2 separate regions of the Homo sapiens genome follow, and region 1 is linked to region 2. A link is a loop called in an ENCODE intact Hi-C map of the cell type or tissue named here. Cell type or tissue: CD14-positive monocyte. All regions are shown on one strand. Each heading gives the region's core, and the rest is flanking DNA. Links, peaks and the distances in the headings are about the cores only. Region 1 overlaps LOC105375170 (a long non-coding RNA gene). Region 2 overlaps LOC124901596 (a long non-coding RNA gene).

Evidence for each region. Hi-C counts contacts between places; a loop is a spot of excess contacts. Peaks named below come from ENCODE experiments on the same cell type or tissue, not always from the same donor. Only the 100,000 strongest peaks of a DNase experiment are listed, where the experiment ranks them.
Region 1: it touches region 2 in a loop (2.1-fold over the local background); 5 of 110 quality-filtered maps call a loop at or near these places.

Annotation. Positions count from the first base shown.
Region 1 is chr7:16,996,643-17,004,989 of GRCh38, reverse strand. The region is part of intron 1 of LOC105375170 (a long non-coding RNA gene); the gene reads right to left. The region is part of intron 3 of LOC124901595 (a long non-coding RNA gene); the gene reads left to right. Among named protein-coding and RNA genes, the nearest start is that of AGR3, 120 kb to the right of the region's middle. In CD14-positive monocyte, for the core only: no CTCF peak of the experiment used is centred there; a DNase peak (open chromatin) is centred at 4,909; H3K4me3 peaks cover 788 bases; H3K27ac peaks cover 1,008 bases.
Region 2 is chr7:17,059,129-17,067,475 of GRCh38, reverse strand. It overlaps LOC124901596 (a long non-coding RNA gene), which reads left to right. Exons shown (of 2, transcript XR_007060240.1): 2 at 1,058-1,163. Among named protein-coding and RNA genes, the nearest start is that of AGR3, 180 kb to the right of the region's middle. In CD14-positive monocyte, for the core only: a CTCF peak has its summit at 4,210; no DNase peak of the experiment used is centred there; H3K4me3 peaks cover 385 bases; H3K27ac peaks cover 773 bases.

The DNA.
Region 1 (8,347 bases), core at 18-8,017, 62 kb after region 2:
GTTGATAGATCTCAGGAAAGAAATTACACAGATAAAATATCCCTAAAATGAAGAATAAATTATAAGGTATCCAAAGGAAAATAGATTTAAGTGACACATTACTAAGGAATAAATGCGAGAAAGAAGCCAAGAAAATGAAAATAACATAAAGAACTTTTAAAAGTCAGAGAGAAGGAGGTTGGAATCTAAGGTAGACAAATATTCAATATATGTACACTTAGAATCCCTGAAGAAGAAAAACAAGACAATGAAACAGAGCTAATATTTAAACCAATAATCCAAGAAAATCTAAATCTATACATTGAAAGGGCTTCCTGCGTACCTGGAAAATTTTACTGAGGATAATTGAACTTGAGAAATAGCCTTGCAAAATATCAGACTTTTTAAAACAGAAAGAACAAAAATCCACATGCAGGCCCTCCAGACAAAAAAGAGCAAATTAGGTATAAGAGTAAGACAAGCCAACCATAATTCTCAAGAGCAACTTACAAAGAAAGCCAACAATAGAGTGACATTTTCAAGAAACTTAAATGTTGTGGGAAGTCAGGGACCCTGAACAGAGGGACCAGCTGAAGCCACGGCGGAAGAACATAAATTGTGAAGATTTCATGGATATTTATTAGTTCCCCAAATTAGTACTTTTATAATTTCTTATGCCTGTCTTTACTGCAATCTCTGAACATAAATTGTGAAGATTTCATGGACATTTATCACTTCCCCAATCAATACTCTTGTGATTTCCTATGCCTGTCTTTACTTTAATCTCTTAATCCTGTCATCTTCGTGAGCTGAGGAGGATGTATGTCACCTCAGGTATCTGTGATGATTGTGTTAACTGCACAAATTGTTTGTAGAGCATGAGTGTTTGAACAATATCAAATCTGGGCACCTTAAGAATAGGATAACAAAAATGTTCAGGGAACAAGGGAGATAACCTTAAAGTATGCCTGCCTGTGGGCTGGGTGGAACAGAGCCATATTTGCCTTCTTTCAAAAGCAAATGGGAGAAATATCGCTGAATTCTTTTTCTCAGCAAGAAACATCCCTGAGAAAGAGAATGCGTCCCTAAGGTGAGGCCTCTGAAATGGCCACTTTGGGGACGGCTGTCTTTTACAGTCGTAGATAAGGGATGAAATAAGCCCCGGTCTCCTGTAGTGTTCCCAGGCTTATTAGGACAAGGAAATTCCTTCCTAATAAATTTTGGTCAGACCGGTTGTCTGCTCTCAAACCCTGTCTCCTGATAAGGTGTTATCAGTGACAGTGCGTGCCCAAAACTTCATTAGCAATTTTAATTTTGCCCCGGTCCTGTAGTCCTGTGATCTCGCCCTGCCTCCATTTGCCTTGTGATATTTTACTACCTTGTGAAGCATGTGATCTCTGTGACCCACACCCTATTCATACACTCCTTCCCCTTTTGAAAATCACTAATAAAAACTTGCTGGTTTTAAGGCTCAAGGGGCATCATGGAACCTGCCAACATGCGATGTCTTCCCCGGATACTCAGCTTTAAAATTTCTCTCTTCTGTACTCTTTACCATTATTTCTCAGACCCGCTGACACTTACGGAAAATAGAAAAGAAACTATGTGAAATATCAGGCACTGAATTTCCCCCGATACTTAAAGAAAGCAAAACCCAGAGATTTTATATCTAAGCTGAAATTGAAATATCAAGACTATAACAAAATAGTCTTAAAAGTACAGAAACTTAGGAAATAATGAACCTATAAACCTTTGACAAGAAGTCTTCTAGAGGATGATCTTCATGCAACCAAGAAATAATATTAATAGTAGTAACAAGAAAACATACTGGTAGTGAACATTTAATATGTTTAACTAGAAATCTATGAATAAAACAAAATTGAGAGTATAGGTTAAAAAAATAGCATATAAAATCATAAGTTCTGACAAAGTAGAAAGAATGCATCTATAAAATATGTAGAAAAAATATAAATAGGCCGGGTGCAGTGGCTCACGCCTGTAATCCTAGCACTTTGGGAGGCCGAGGCGGGCAGATCACGAGCTCAGGAGATCGAGACCATCCTGGCTAACACGGTGAAACCCCATCTCTACTAAAAATACAAAAAATTAGCTGGGTGTGGTGGTGCATGCCTGTAATCCCAGCTACTAGGGAGGCTGAGACAGGAGAATGGCGTGAACCTGGGAGGTGGAGCTTGCAGTGAGCCAAGATCGTGCCACTGTACTCCAGCCTAGGCAACAGAGCAAGACTCCATCTCAAAAAAAATTAATTAATTAATTAATTAATTTAATTTAATTTAAAATTAAAAAATTAAAAATAAAAATAAAATATAGGCTAATGAAGAATATAATAAATTGTTGTATAGTTAAAAGAGAAAGTCAAATGATGCCATTTAAAACTATCAAGAGGTTAAATAAGAATGAAAAAAGCAAAACTTTTTTTTTTTGAGACAGGGTCTTGCTCTGCCGCCCAGGCTCACTGCAATCTCCGCCTCCCAAGCTCAAGCAATCCTCCCATCTCAGCCTTCTGAATAGCTGGGACCACAGGCATGGGCCACTATGCCTGGCTAATTTTTGTATTTTTAGTAGAGATGGGGTTTCACTGTGCTGCCTAGTCTGGTCTCAAACTCCTGGTCTCAAGCAATCCTCCTGCCTTGGCCTCCCAAAGTGCTGGGATTATAGGCTTGAGCCACTGTGCCCAGCAGAGAAAAATCTTTTTAATTTTGGGTTAGCCCAAGTGTTTTTAAACACCATTAAAACACAATCCAAAAAATAAATAATTGATAAATTGGACTTCATAAACATTAAAACTTTAGCTCTGTGAAATATCCTGGCAGGAGAATAAAAAGACAAACAACAGACAGAAAACATTTACAAATCACATATCTGAAAAAGAACTTTTATCTAGAATACATGAAGAACAAGAACTCTCAAAACTTGACAGTTTGAAACAACCCAATTAAAATATAGCCAAAAGACCTGAACAGACACTTCACCAAGAAGACATACACACAGCAAGTAAAAACATGAAAAGATATTCAACATTATTAGTTATGAAGGAAGTGCAAATTGAAGCCAAGTACTGAGTAACTGGAACTCTCATATATTGCTGGTGAAAAGGCAAAATTGTTTGGCAAATTGTTTGAAAGTTGCTTGAAAAATTAAACATACATTTACCACATGACCTAGCAAGCCACATCTAGGTATTTACCCTGAAGAAATGAAAAGTTATGTTCACACAAAGACTTATGTATAAATGTTTATAGTAGAATTATTCATAATCACTAGAAACTGGAAACAACCCAAATGTTTTTCAATGAATACATGAATTTTTAAAAATTGTGGATGGAATGCTATTGGGCCATAAAAAAGAGTAAAATCCTCTCATTCATGGCAACACAGATGGAACTTTAGAACTCTATGTTAACTGAAATAAGCCAGGAACATAAAGTTAAACACCACATGTTCTCACTCGTATGTGGAAACTAAAAAAAGTTTATCTCATAGAAGTAAAAAGCTCAGTAGAAGTTATTAGAGGCTGGAAAGTGTAGGGAGAATGGGGACAGGAAGAGATTTGTTAAAGGACACAAAATTTCAGCTAAATAGGAGGAACAAGTTCTAGTGTTTTATAGCACTGTAGGATGACTATAGTTAATAACACTATATATTTTCAAATAGCTAGAAGAAAGGATACTGAATGTTCCCAACACAGAAAAATGATAAATGTTTGAGATAACAATATGCTAATTACCTTGATCTCATCACTACCCATTGTATGTATCAAAACATCACTATGTACCCCATAAATATGTACAATTATCATATGTTAACTAAAATAAATAATTTCAAATTGCAGTCTATCTATATAATGGAATATAAAAAAGCAATGAACTATTGATACATACAAAAACATGAATAAAGCGCAAATGCATTATATAAGTGAAAGAAGTGAATTTCAAAAGATTACATACTGTATGATTCCATTTATAAGATGTTCTGTAAAAACCAAACAGTACGATACAGTCACCTACAGGTCATAGTGTTATCAGAATCAATAGGTACCAGAGTTTATGGACAAAAGGAGGAATTGACTTCAAAAGGGACTTTTGAAGAAATGTTTTGAGGTGATAAAACTGTGTCCTGACTGTAGCGATGATTATATGGATCAACATATGTTAAAAGTCACAGAACTATACATCAAAAAAGTTAAGCTGTCTGTAGATAACTTTAAAATATTTTATAGGAAATTGTAAATTAAAAGAACCTAAAAATACATAATTAATTGCAATGCATAAACCTAGATTGGACATTGTTGTTGTTTTTCTTTTTAGCAAAATAGTAAAAAGCCTTTTGGTGATAACTGTGAAAATTTGAATTGAACCTGACACTAGATTTTCATAGGTGTGTAAGGGTACTATGTTTTTGTAATAAATTACGATCACTTTGGGGAGATCTATGTTGACATATTTTGGTGTAAATTTCACAATGTCTACTTATCTTCACATGGAAAAGCAAAAAAAAAAGTGAATATATACGTTTGTAGATGTATGAAACCTAGGTAGATGCAGGTAACTATTTTAGTATTTTTTCAAATATTTGTGTTTGAACAATTTTATAGTAAAAAGTTTAAGAAAAACATATCACAAACAAGTCAAAAAGCAGTTCATTTTGAGAGTGTACAAAAGCTTAGTCATGTAACAAAAAATTACATTTTATAAATTTCTGCTTATATAACATCTATGGAATGAAGCAATAATGATCTTCAATGAAAAAAGAGGTGTACTGGAAGGATGGGGACCAGGTTTATTCATCTCTAGTAAGGTGTGAATAAGAGGAAATACAGGGTGCATTGCATGGTTTGCTCACATTCACTTCTAGGAATCTTCCTACTTCTCAAGCTGAGTTGACTTTTGTGGTTGAGTGGTATGATGAAGGCCCAAGTGAGGCAAACAGTATAAGGAGGAAGGAAATGTGTTAACCTATCATACTTTCAGTAAACACCAATGCTTCCAAGCTAATTAGGTCTTGTGTGCCAATGCACGTACTTTCATTCAGCTCTTCATTCTGTGATATGCTTGTGACACCAATCTGTACTGTCAGTTCTCTTCTCAGCTGATGAATAGAGTGGTATGGAATGAAATGGAATGAAAAAGAAAGGAAAGGGGAGGGAAAGGGAGAGGAGTGGGGGAGAAGAGAAAGGAGAGGAGAGAAAGGGAAAGGGGAAATGAAAGAAAAGAAAAAGAGTAGAACTTCCTTGGGTGATTTCACAGAAACTCAGACACAATTTAATTGAGTAAATGCCTTTTATTTTCAATGCTATCACTTTAAAACAGTTATAATTTTTTCTTACCTGTGAAGTGGGCATACCCATAGCATCTACCTTATCAGGTTGTTGTAAAGGTTATGATTTATACAAAAGTGTTTACTAAAGTGCTTGGCATTTATATAAGTTCTCCTATTATATAACATCTCCATAAAATTACATAACATCTCCTATTAAACATTTAGGAGATGTTAGTTGAGCTGTTGTTATTAAGATTGTGGCAAAGAACTTGAGCTAGGGTAAGATAGGTCTAGCTTTATTAATAGATTCAATCATTCAGGTCTGAAGGAGTAAAAATGAGGCCTGACGCTCCCAGGCACCCACATTATAGCTCTATCAGCACTCGATGAGGTCTTCTGTCCACTAGACCTGTCAACTGGACATAACGAAAAAGAAAAGAACTGTAATTATAACAACCCTCATTTATCAGGCTCTTCTATCTGCCATGAACTCTTTCAAGGGCTTTACTTGTATTAAATTATTTAAAACTTACAGGTCTTATAAAATATAATTAAATCCTATTTGAAGGATTTTATAGATGAGGAAACAGGGGCAGACAGCTTAAGCAACTTGCCTAAAGTCATGGTCATACTTAGTGGCATAGCCTGGGCCCCAGAGTTCATGTTGGTAACTAGAACTAGACTCTCAGGTTCACAATGGTTTCAATTCCACCTTAAGTTCCTAGGTGTCAAGGGAGTGTGGAATGAGAATTTTCTCACTATGTCTTTGAAGAGGCCACTTGTCTCTTGCAAAATTTCCTAAGAATTGGCCTCCTAAGTGCAGACCCAAGACATTTCCTGGAGTCCCAAGTGACAGGGCTCATGGGCTGCCAGCTTCATCAACAGCAGCCCTGCAGATGCTAACTATTTATACTTTGCCACAGCTTGGAGCTACTTATCAGTGGGGAGTGTGACTGGAAAGCTTCAAGGTAAATACAGTCACTAACACATAGTGCTTAAGAATGTAGATTCAAGGTCAAACAAGCACAAATCTCCAGATCTGCCATTTGATAGAAACGGCAAGTACTTAACCCTTTTAACCTCAATGTTTTTATCTGTGAAGTGGGGGTAAGAAAGACAGCTACATGATAAGGCTGCTCTAAATGTGATCATCATAATGACAATAATAATTAAATAATGCACATAAAATGCTTACCACCAGCCTGAAACTGCTCAATAAGGACTATTATTTTCATGATTAAGGTTTTTATCTCCCTTCAACAAAGTAAGCATCAAAGGAACATGCCTCCAAATAATGATAAAACCCATCTATGACAAACCCACAGCCAATATCATACTGAACAGACAAAAGCTTCAAAAATTCCTCTTGAGAACTGGGACAAGACAGGGATGACCACTCTCACTACTCCTATTCAACACAATACTGGAAGTTCTAGCCAGAGCAATCAGGCAAGAGAAACAAATAAAAGGCATCCACATAGGAAAAGAAGAAGTCAAACTACCTCTCTTCACAGGTAATATTATTCTATACCTACAGAACCCTAAAGATCAACCCAAACAGCTCCTGGAACTGATAAACTACTTCAGTAATATTTCAAGATGTACAAAAATCAGTAGAATTTCTACACACCAATAACGTTCAAGCTGAGAGCCAAAACAAGAATGCAATCCCATTTACAATGCCACACAAAAAAAATGAAACTACCTAGGAATACACCTAACAAAGAAGGTAAAAGATCTCTACGAAGAGAACTGCAAAAGCACTACTGAAAGAAATAACAGATGACATAAATAAATGGAAAAACATGCTATGCTCATGGATTGGAAGACTCAATATCAGTAAAATGGCCATAATCCCCATGTGTCACAGGAGGGACCAAGTGGGAGGTAATTGAATCATGGGGGCAGTTTCCCCTATGCCATACCACCCAAAGCAATCTACAGATTCAATGCTACTCTATCAAACTATCAACATTATTTTTCAAGGAATTAGAAAAAAACTATTTTAAAATTCATATAGAACCAAAAAAGAGCCCAAATAGCCTAAGCCATCCTAAGCAAAAAGAACAAAGCTGGAGGCATCACATTATCCAACTTCATACTATGCTATCAGGCCACAGTAACCAAAACAGCATGGTACTGGTACAAAAACAAGACACATAGACCAAAGCAACAGAACAAAGAACGCAGAAACAAGGATGCACACCAACAGGCACCTGAAATTCAACAAAGTCAACAAAAATAAGCAATGGGGAAAGAACTATTCCATAAATGGTGCTGGGATAGACTGCTAGCCATATGCTGAAGAATAAAACTGGACCTCTGCCTTTCACCATGTACAAAAATTTACTCAAGATGGATTAAAGATTTAAATGTAAGACTTCAAACTCTAAGAATCCTAGAAGAAAACCTAGGAAACACCATTCTGGACATCGACCTTAAGAAAGGATTTATGACTAAGTTCTCAAAAGCAATTGCAACAAAAACAAAAACTGAAAAGTGAGACCTAATTAAAAACTAAAGAGCTTCTGCGCAGCAAAAGAAACTCAATAAAATAAACAGACAACCTACACAATGGGAGAAAATATTTACAAACTCTCACAAAAGTCTAATATCCAGAATCTATAAGGAACTTAAACAATTGAACAAACAAAAAACAAATAAACCTATTAAAAAGTGGGCAAAAGACATGAACAGACACTTCTCAAAAGAAGGCATACAAGCAGCCAACAAACACGTGAATAAATGCTCCACATCACTAATTATCAGGAAAATGCAAATCAAAACCACAGTGAGATACCATCTACACCAATCAGAATGGCTATTATCAAAAAGTCAGAAAATAACAGAATAATAACAAGTAACAAATGCTGGCAAATAACAAATAACAAATGCTGGCAAGGCTGCAGAGGGAAAAAGGGAACACTTACACACTGTTGGTGGGAATGAAAATTAGTTCAACCACCATGGAAGGCAGTTTTGGGATTTCTCAAAGAAATTAAAACAGAACTGCCATTGACCTAGCATTCCCATTACTGGGTATATATCTGATATGGTTTGGCTGTGTCCCCACCCAAATCTCATCTTG
Region 2 (8,347 bases), core at 270-8,269:
TGCAAACACACACACGTGTGCACACACACACACGAGTCAAGTCAGCTGGGAAATAACACAGGAATAATGGGTGATGTGTGGACTTGACTGAGTCAATTATAATAAATAATCGCATTGCTTTAATTTAAGAGATCAAATGATGGTTGAAGTAACACTAAAAATAAGTCCTTTTGGCCAGGCATGGTGGCTCACACCTGTAATCCCAGCACTTTGGGAGGCCAAGGCGGGCAGATCACGAGGTCGGGAGATCGAGACCATCCTGGCTAACATGGTGAAACCTTGTCTCTACTAAAAATACAAAAAATTAGCTGGGCGTGGTGGCAGGCACCTGTAGTCCCAGCTACTCGGGAGGCTGAGGCAGGAGAATGGCGTGAACCCGGGAGGCGAGCTTGCAGTGAGCCAAGATCACCCCACTGCACTCCAGCCTGGGTGACAGCGCGAGGCTCCATCTCAAATAAATAAATAAAATAAAATAAAATAAAATAGTCCTTTAAACTGTTTTACAATGATCAGTCCAGAAGGTGCAGCTCAGTAACAATACCCTGAGGATTCCACAGCTCAGCATATCTTGTGGAGCCCTGAAGCAGTGATTCTTTACCCCTCTTGGGTATCAGACCAGCACTGAGATTCTCACCAAAGCCCTAGATATTCTCATCCGAAAATGCAGAAACACATACAAAATTTTGAATACAATTCCTTTAGTCTGACCACTGTTTAAGAATACCTGAACAAGTACCTCAGGAAGTCTTTTCCCCTGAGGGGTCTTACCCAGCCATCATCTGGACTAATAGTCTTAAATATGGAAGCCAACTATTCTTATGTTTATAAGGTGGCATCAATGAATGCACTTAGCATGCCTGATAAAAATACAGAAATAAAATCCATATATACATACATTACTAAGTGTATCGACATCCATCTGTATTAGAGTATATGCTTTACATTCAACTGTGAGATTTTTAATCAATTTTCCATAATTCCAAATCTCAGATTTTCTTTCCAAATAATTGGAATGTATATTTTTAAAATACCAAGTTTGCTTCTTTTCTTCCCCCAGATCCCCGTCTTCAGAGACCAAGTTTACTACTTAATGACTGAACATTTTATCCGCAAAACCCCTGATCCACTGACTTACTGTGCTAATAAAACTTACTTCCATAATAGCATGTTGTTACGGGTGAGTTTTCGTTCTTAGCACTCCCAAGATGGTGGCGGACCACTCCCAAGATAGTGGCGGCCACTTCCAAGATGGCAGCAAGCCTTTTGTTCCCTGATCTGGGGTTCTTGGCCTCACGGATTCCAAGGAATGGAACCTTGGGCCATGCGGTGAGTGTTATAGCTCTATTAGAAGCCATGGATCACAGAAGAGAACCGTGGAACCCAGCAACTAGTGTTCAGCTCAATTGGGACGAACCCAAGGACTTAGCTGCGCAGGAACAATGGTGAGCCTCTAGTCCTAACGGGAGCCACAGCGGCTGCCTGGCTGGATCAGAAACGCAACGGACACCCTGCCCGATCTGGAGGGGTGGATGGCAGCGAACAGCAGTGGTGGACGGTGAGCGAAAGCTCAGCTTGAGGCAGAACAAACACGGACCAGAAGAGTGTGCAGTTGCAAGATCTAATAGAATGAAAACAGAGCTCCCATACAGTGGGAGGGGACCCAAAGGGGGTTGCCCACTCCTGGCTCAAATGCCTGGGGTTTATATCCCAATCATTGTCCCTCCCCCTGTGCTTTCAGATGACAGATGATTTGATTATTTCTTTACCTCCTGCATTTAGCCTAACTGGTATTTTAGTGAGCCCTCTTTACTACCTGATTGGTCGGGTGTGAGCTGAGTTACAAGCCCCGTGTTTAAAGGTGGGTGCAGTCACCTTCCCCAGCTAGGCTTAGGAATTCTTAGCCTAGAAAATCCAGCTAGTCCTATCTCTCAGTATCACTGAGAAAAGGATGCAAAATATTGACCAATTTTTTCAAATATGGAAGTGTTATTTATAAAGAGGATTGCGATACATAAAAAGGAGAAAATCTGGACTAAAAGAATATTGGTACAAATGTACAGCCACATGTACTCAATTCTACATTGCCTGGCTGGTGGCTAGCATTAACACAAGATCTGAAATCTGTGCAGAACTCTACTGGTATGCCATGGAGGCTCATTTTATAGCTAAAATGTTAACTGGCAAAGCATTGCTTAGAGCACATGGGGCGTGAGAAAACTCATGGACAAACAGGTCATGACAACATAAAATGAAGTATTTAATAGGAAAATATTAAGCCCTCACTTATATATTTGAAATATTCTCTACTTACTTTCTACACAGAAGTTTTAATGATCTGGTTGCTAGTTATAAGGACTCAACCATTGCCTGGGAACTTTAGGTGATTCCTAACAGCCTGGCTACTTGGCAACACCACCTTGCCAGCAAGGAGCCTCTCTAATGAAGCTGACCTTCTAAAGAAGATTCTAGTCCCAGTGCTAGGATCATGCATGGGGATGATTCAGCTTATTTCTCCTTTTTCCACAGCAGCCATCTTTTCTTAGTTTCTGGAGAACTCTCTAAGGCACACAATAAAATGTTCAGCTATGCTCAGATATTTCTGTCACTCTTCAGTGTTTCTTAACGTGTCTACTATGGAATCCTAGTCCTGTAAGATTCCCTATAGAAGGAAGCAGGGGAGGGGCAATTTCTCCTTGGATAAATAACTTTAGAAAACATAGTGTAAAATGTCCCCTCAAGTGAAATTTCATAATACAAATTAGTGCATTAAAGATCTGATACTTTGGGTCTGCACAAAATTATTTTTTAACTAAATTTTTATTTGGTTATTAACCAAAAGCCTGTTAATACCCTGGGGATTAATATCTTGCATACACTTTGGAAAATATTTTATCATATCCTAGAGCTCATTCACACATTTTTTTGCTTCTACTCCTAGCCGTCCCTCCAACCAGAATAGAAGTTCAATTCTCCTTGTCCTCTCTCCTATCTGGAGTTTCTTCTCCAGAAACCATTCTTTCCTTCCCTTCTCCAGAGTCATGATCAGATATGACCTAATCACTGAATTTTTCTTGGAAACTTTTACTACAGATGCTTATTTTTTTCAGAAGTTTAGAAATAGATTGGGGATTAAATGTAAACATGTTTACAGTTTTGTGGTTGCAATGATCCCTCTTAATAGATTACAGGAAAATACATAGGGTATGTAATTTAGCTGCCAACTGAATCAACATTGTTAGTTCTCCTTAACTTTCATGGGATATAAATTTGGAAGAATAAAGATTAGTAAGCAATTTTATTATAATATGTGTTTACTAAACTTATGACTGCATATTTGTATCCAGTTTTAACACAACTAGCTTTAAAAATGGCCTAGGTATTCACTGTGCTAAAGGACTATTGGGTTTTCATGAGTTGCATTGGTTTTTCCATACCTCAGTGAATATGATCATTTTTTTCATAAGCTCTATAAAAGTTATTAACATCTGAAAAGTACAAATATTTATCTTATGTCTAATTTCTGGGGCTCTGAAATCCAACCCCTTGCTGTGAGTCAACGCTCACCTTTTGCTCTGTGACCTTTGCAAAGTTAACCTTTTTGCCCTTGGTTTTCCAATATGAAAAAATGGTAATAATACTAATATAAACCTCCATAAGACTGCTAAGTGAATTACAGAAAATAAACTCAAAGGGCTTGGAATATTATCCAGAGAATGGTAAGTGCTTAATAAATGTTAGCTATTGTTACTATGAGGAAAGTGGTATAGATAAAATAAAACTCATTCCAATGTCCTCCTGCAAATGCCTTCTCTCTTCTCCTTATTAGAACTGAATGGCCAGAAGTAGCAAGAAGTTGATTCAGAAATGGAGGAAAGCAAAAAGTTTGTCCCAGCACACAGGCACAGATAATCCACTTGCCCAAGTCATTTGAATTAGGCATGATAGCAAATGTCAAGAAATGCAAATACACAAATACACATGTATGGAGAGGCAGGGAGTTATTAGTTTCTATGAAAACTGAGTAACTTACCCATGACATCAATGTCAGTAAGTGTACACTGAGCAAATAACAGGGGACGGATACTCACTAGAGAATTTAATTCTCTCACATCTTTCTCTCTTTGATAAAATGGTACCTTCAAATTAAGACCTTCCCTGATGACTCTATGTACAACTCCAATGCCTCTTACACTTCCACATCTTATTTTTTTATTGCATTAATCACTTTAACAACTATATATATACATATATATCTTATTTATTCTATTTAATGTCTAGCTCCCCCTACTTGAATATTAGCTTCATTGCACAGAGATTTTTTTTCTATTTTTTAAAGCTATACCCCCAGCACTTAGAACAGTTCTTGGTTCATAGCAAGCCCTCAGTGAATATTTGATGAATGAATGAACAGTAAGTCCAGAAGTAGGCTTAATTAAGGCAGTAGCTAAAGAATATTATCAGAGTAGGTCCTTTTCATCTCTGCTTTGCCATTCTTGGTGCTGGCTTCATCCTAAAGTAAAACTTTATGGTCATGTGATAGCTGCAGCAGTTCTAGGCAGCATATCCTGAGAAGACAATGACCAGAAAGAGAGAGCCAGAAAGTCCCTTTCAAAAGAAAGACAACACTCGCAGAAGCTCCTAATAACTTGACCAGAATTTGACCACTTAAACGAATTAGTGTTAAGGAGAAATGAATTTCTTTAAATATTAGACTAATCAGAATTTCCTCTTAAAATGAAGGAAAGGGCCCAGCTCTTGAAGAGGTAAATACTTGAACGAATTTGGGGCTCCATGAGCAAAGAAGAAAGCCTGGATGAGTGGGTAGAGAGTGAGCAAATAACTGTGTCTGCTACCTCCTCAGATCTTCACTTCTGTGTACTACTGAAGTGAGTTGCAGTAAGGCTAAAGGCTAAAAGCTTTTAAAACAATTTCAAATAATACCGCCCTTCACTATAAACCAAAGCAGAGCTACATTCAGGAGGAGTTAACTGGACTACTTCAAATGTGAGCTGATTTAGGGAACATCATTCAACTAAGGGCAAGTAAAGTGAGTTTTCATTAATATTTGTGTCCTACTCTCTGGATGTTGGCTCTGCTTTCAGAAAGAGTGTGAGGGACATTGACCTAAATAAATCCATCTGTGAACTAATCTGTTCCAGGAATGTCCACTTAAATTTCAAAATGTATTTGATACGTTCATGTTATAAAGATTAGTTTGCTTTATCTTGAACATAAACAGCCCCATTTCTGTTGGCTTTTCAAGTGACTGAGACAAAAAATTAAAAATGGGTATTTTTATGGATGTGAGATGTGATGTGTTGAAACATTTTATTGGTTTAGATTCAGCTAGGTAATCTTCTGGCTTCTTTTTTGAAGTTGCATAGCAGAAATGAAAAAAATGAGGTTTATGAAATGTCTTCTATAAAATAAAACAGCATGATTATTTGCTCAAATATGCAAGTAAAACACTGAATTAGGGTTTTTAAGTGGCTGAACTTTATGTTTTTTAAAAATATTAATTTTCAATAATACAGCTTAATTATGAAATTTTCACTTTTTAAGCAATGATGATGTACTTTCTTAACCTCCATCTGCTCTTCGATTTTAGGTATTTTATCTCACTATCGTCATCTGCAAAAGAAGAAAGTTAGCTGCCACAGTGATAAAAGTGAAGTTAGTTCAGTTTACTAAAATGTAATACTTCTGATTCAACTTCCGTACTGGCTAGTATGAAATTGATGAATAACCAAGTCATTTTACATCTACCTGTTAAGGAAATATTGAGTGCTCTCCTAGACAAGTGCAGCCTTTTTATGCACCTGACCAGAGTCTATGAGTAACAGCTTTTACATAGGAACAAACACACACCCTGATATTCTACTAGGAATAACTCAGTATTAGTTACATTTGATGCATTTAATCGTCAAGCTACAATTGGGCCTTTCCTGATGGCTATTTACAAGTACTTTAACATTCCTCCCCACCTTCTAGAGTGCTCTGACTCTCTTGTCTGTTTACCTTTTCCCATTGCACCTATCACCTTTTTACATACTATACAGTTTACTAGTTTATTCTATTTTTTTATAAGTTAAAGTGGAAATTAGATGGGTGCTTTACCTATGTTAGCTATAGGCTGGGCACGGTGGCTCACACCTGTAATCCCAGCACTTTGGGAGGCTGAGGCAGGTGGATTGTTTGAGGTCAGGAGTTTGAGACCAGCCTGGCCAACATGGTGAAACCCCGTCTCTACTAAAAATACAAAAATTAGCTGAGCATGTTGGCACATGCCTGTAGTCCCAGCTACTTGGGAGGAGAATTGCTTGAACCCGGGAGGTGGAGGTTGCAGTGAGCCGAGATCGCGCCACTGCACTCCAGCCTAGGCAAGAGAGCAAGACTCCGTCTAAAAAAATAAATAAATAAAACAAAACAAAATAAAAAAGCTATAAAGGTGACGCATATTTAGTAAACAAAATAATCAAGCAGCAGAAAAAATGCCTCTTAAATATTAAGTTGACCAAAATTTTTGCAACACACAGACAACAACATTTATGTTTTAGGTTATCAGTATTGTGATTTATGTGATAGACTTAATAAATCAGATAGTAACAAATTTCTTGGTTCTACACTACGTGTCCTGAGATTTCCTGCTTGAAACAGAGTACTTCTATTCACTGACCTACATAATGAGGAAATTAAAAAGATGAAGGTGAATGGTCAGATCTGCAGAAGGCCAAGGTTTGAAGACCTCTTCAGGCAATAAAAAGGTGATAGGCGTGCTTTTAAGGACATGCTGCTAATATTACTCCCTAGAGGAGGGCACTCCAGCTCACCGTCACGTTAAAAGGTACCTCTGGGTGGGAAGCTGTCAAACTCTCCAAAAACAGCACGCCTCTTTTGTGCCTACAAAAATTGCTCATTTCATTCAAGTTCATGCTTAACATAATAAATGATAGAAAAAACATGAGCATTCTACATATGATATAGAATGAATTGCTTTATTGAAGATGACACAGTCAAAAGTTTCAGTTGGGAGAGAATGTAAGATCGTATTTCTTATAAGGAAAAGTTATCATAGCAAGAAATGAACACATTATGAGAATCTTCACTAAAACTCTACTTATCATTTGATTGAAAGCTCAAAGAAAATATGAGGATGCCTCATTATTGCATGGCTTAAGTAAAATGCATTGAGTGCATTGAATGCTGGGACACCCTTAAGGCCCTAAGGCAAGGACTTCACTGCTGGTGCCAGGATTAAGGTGTCAGATTCAACATAACCTAGAGCACATAGTGCATTCACACTTAACCTTCTGGTCCTACGTTTCCATAAATGTAATAGAATTATCCAGTTCCCTTTTGTTTTTGATCATTCTATATAAGTAACCACGTAACTTGGATCCATTTCTTCAAGTTCTTATTTACAAACAGAATAGTAGTAAATTTTATCTGAGTAAATATTGATCTTGTTCCTATAGCAAAACATCTAAAGTTGTAATTTTTCAGAGTATTCATTTTCAGATTTAGGGAGAAACGCTCTATAATGAAGAAGGTAAAAAACAGAAAGAGGAAGTAACTGAAATTAACTATGTCTTCTGAATTTTTTTTTTTTTTGAGATGGAGTCTTGCTCTGTTGCCCAGGCTAGAGTGCAGTGGCACGATCTCAGCTCAATGCAACCTCCACCTCCTGAGTTTAAGCGGTTCTCCTGCCTCAGCCTCCCAAGTAGCTGGGATTACAGGAGCATGCCAACGCATCTAAATTTCGTATTTTTAGTAGAGATAGGGTTTCACCATGTTGGCCAGGCTGGTCTCGAACTCCTGACCTCAGGTGATCAGCTGCCTCGGCCTCCCAAAGTGCTGGGATTACAGGTGTGAGCCACCATGCCCAGCCATATTCTAAAATACTTTAATTTTGTCTTTTGGTGACTTCATTTTGTCCTTGAATATAAAAGGGTCCATATGTGTAGGGAACCAACAGACAAGCAAGTTTGCCATGATCTGGTCAAACTGTATTCAGTCAACTAATATAAAATATAATGCTCCGGTGGCAATCAGATAGATAGTTATTCTTTCTGTGAGCCCACCATATGGGATTTAGAGTATTGGTCCCCCAAATCATGAAATATAAGCATGTAATCTCACTCTCAGTAAGTAGTAATCCTTAAAAGTATCATTGACAACAGTAAATAAAATGGAGGAAAATCAGGCATACATATTGTGAAGTTAAACCAACCAAAAAAAAAAAAAAAGATACCATTTAAGGACAGCTGTAAAATAATCTCTCCATATAAAGTAGCCCTCTGTGTGAAAATACAGTAAGTCTTTTAAACTGCAGCAACAGAAGATACTA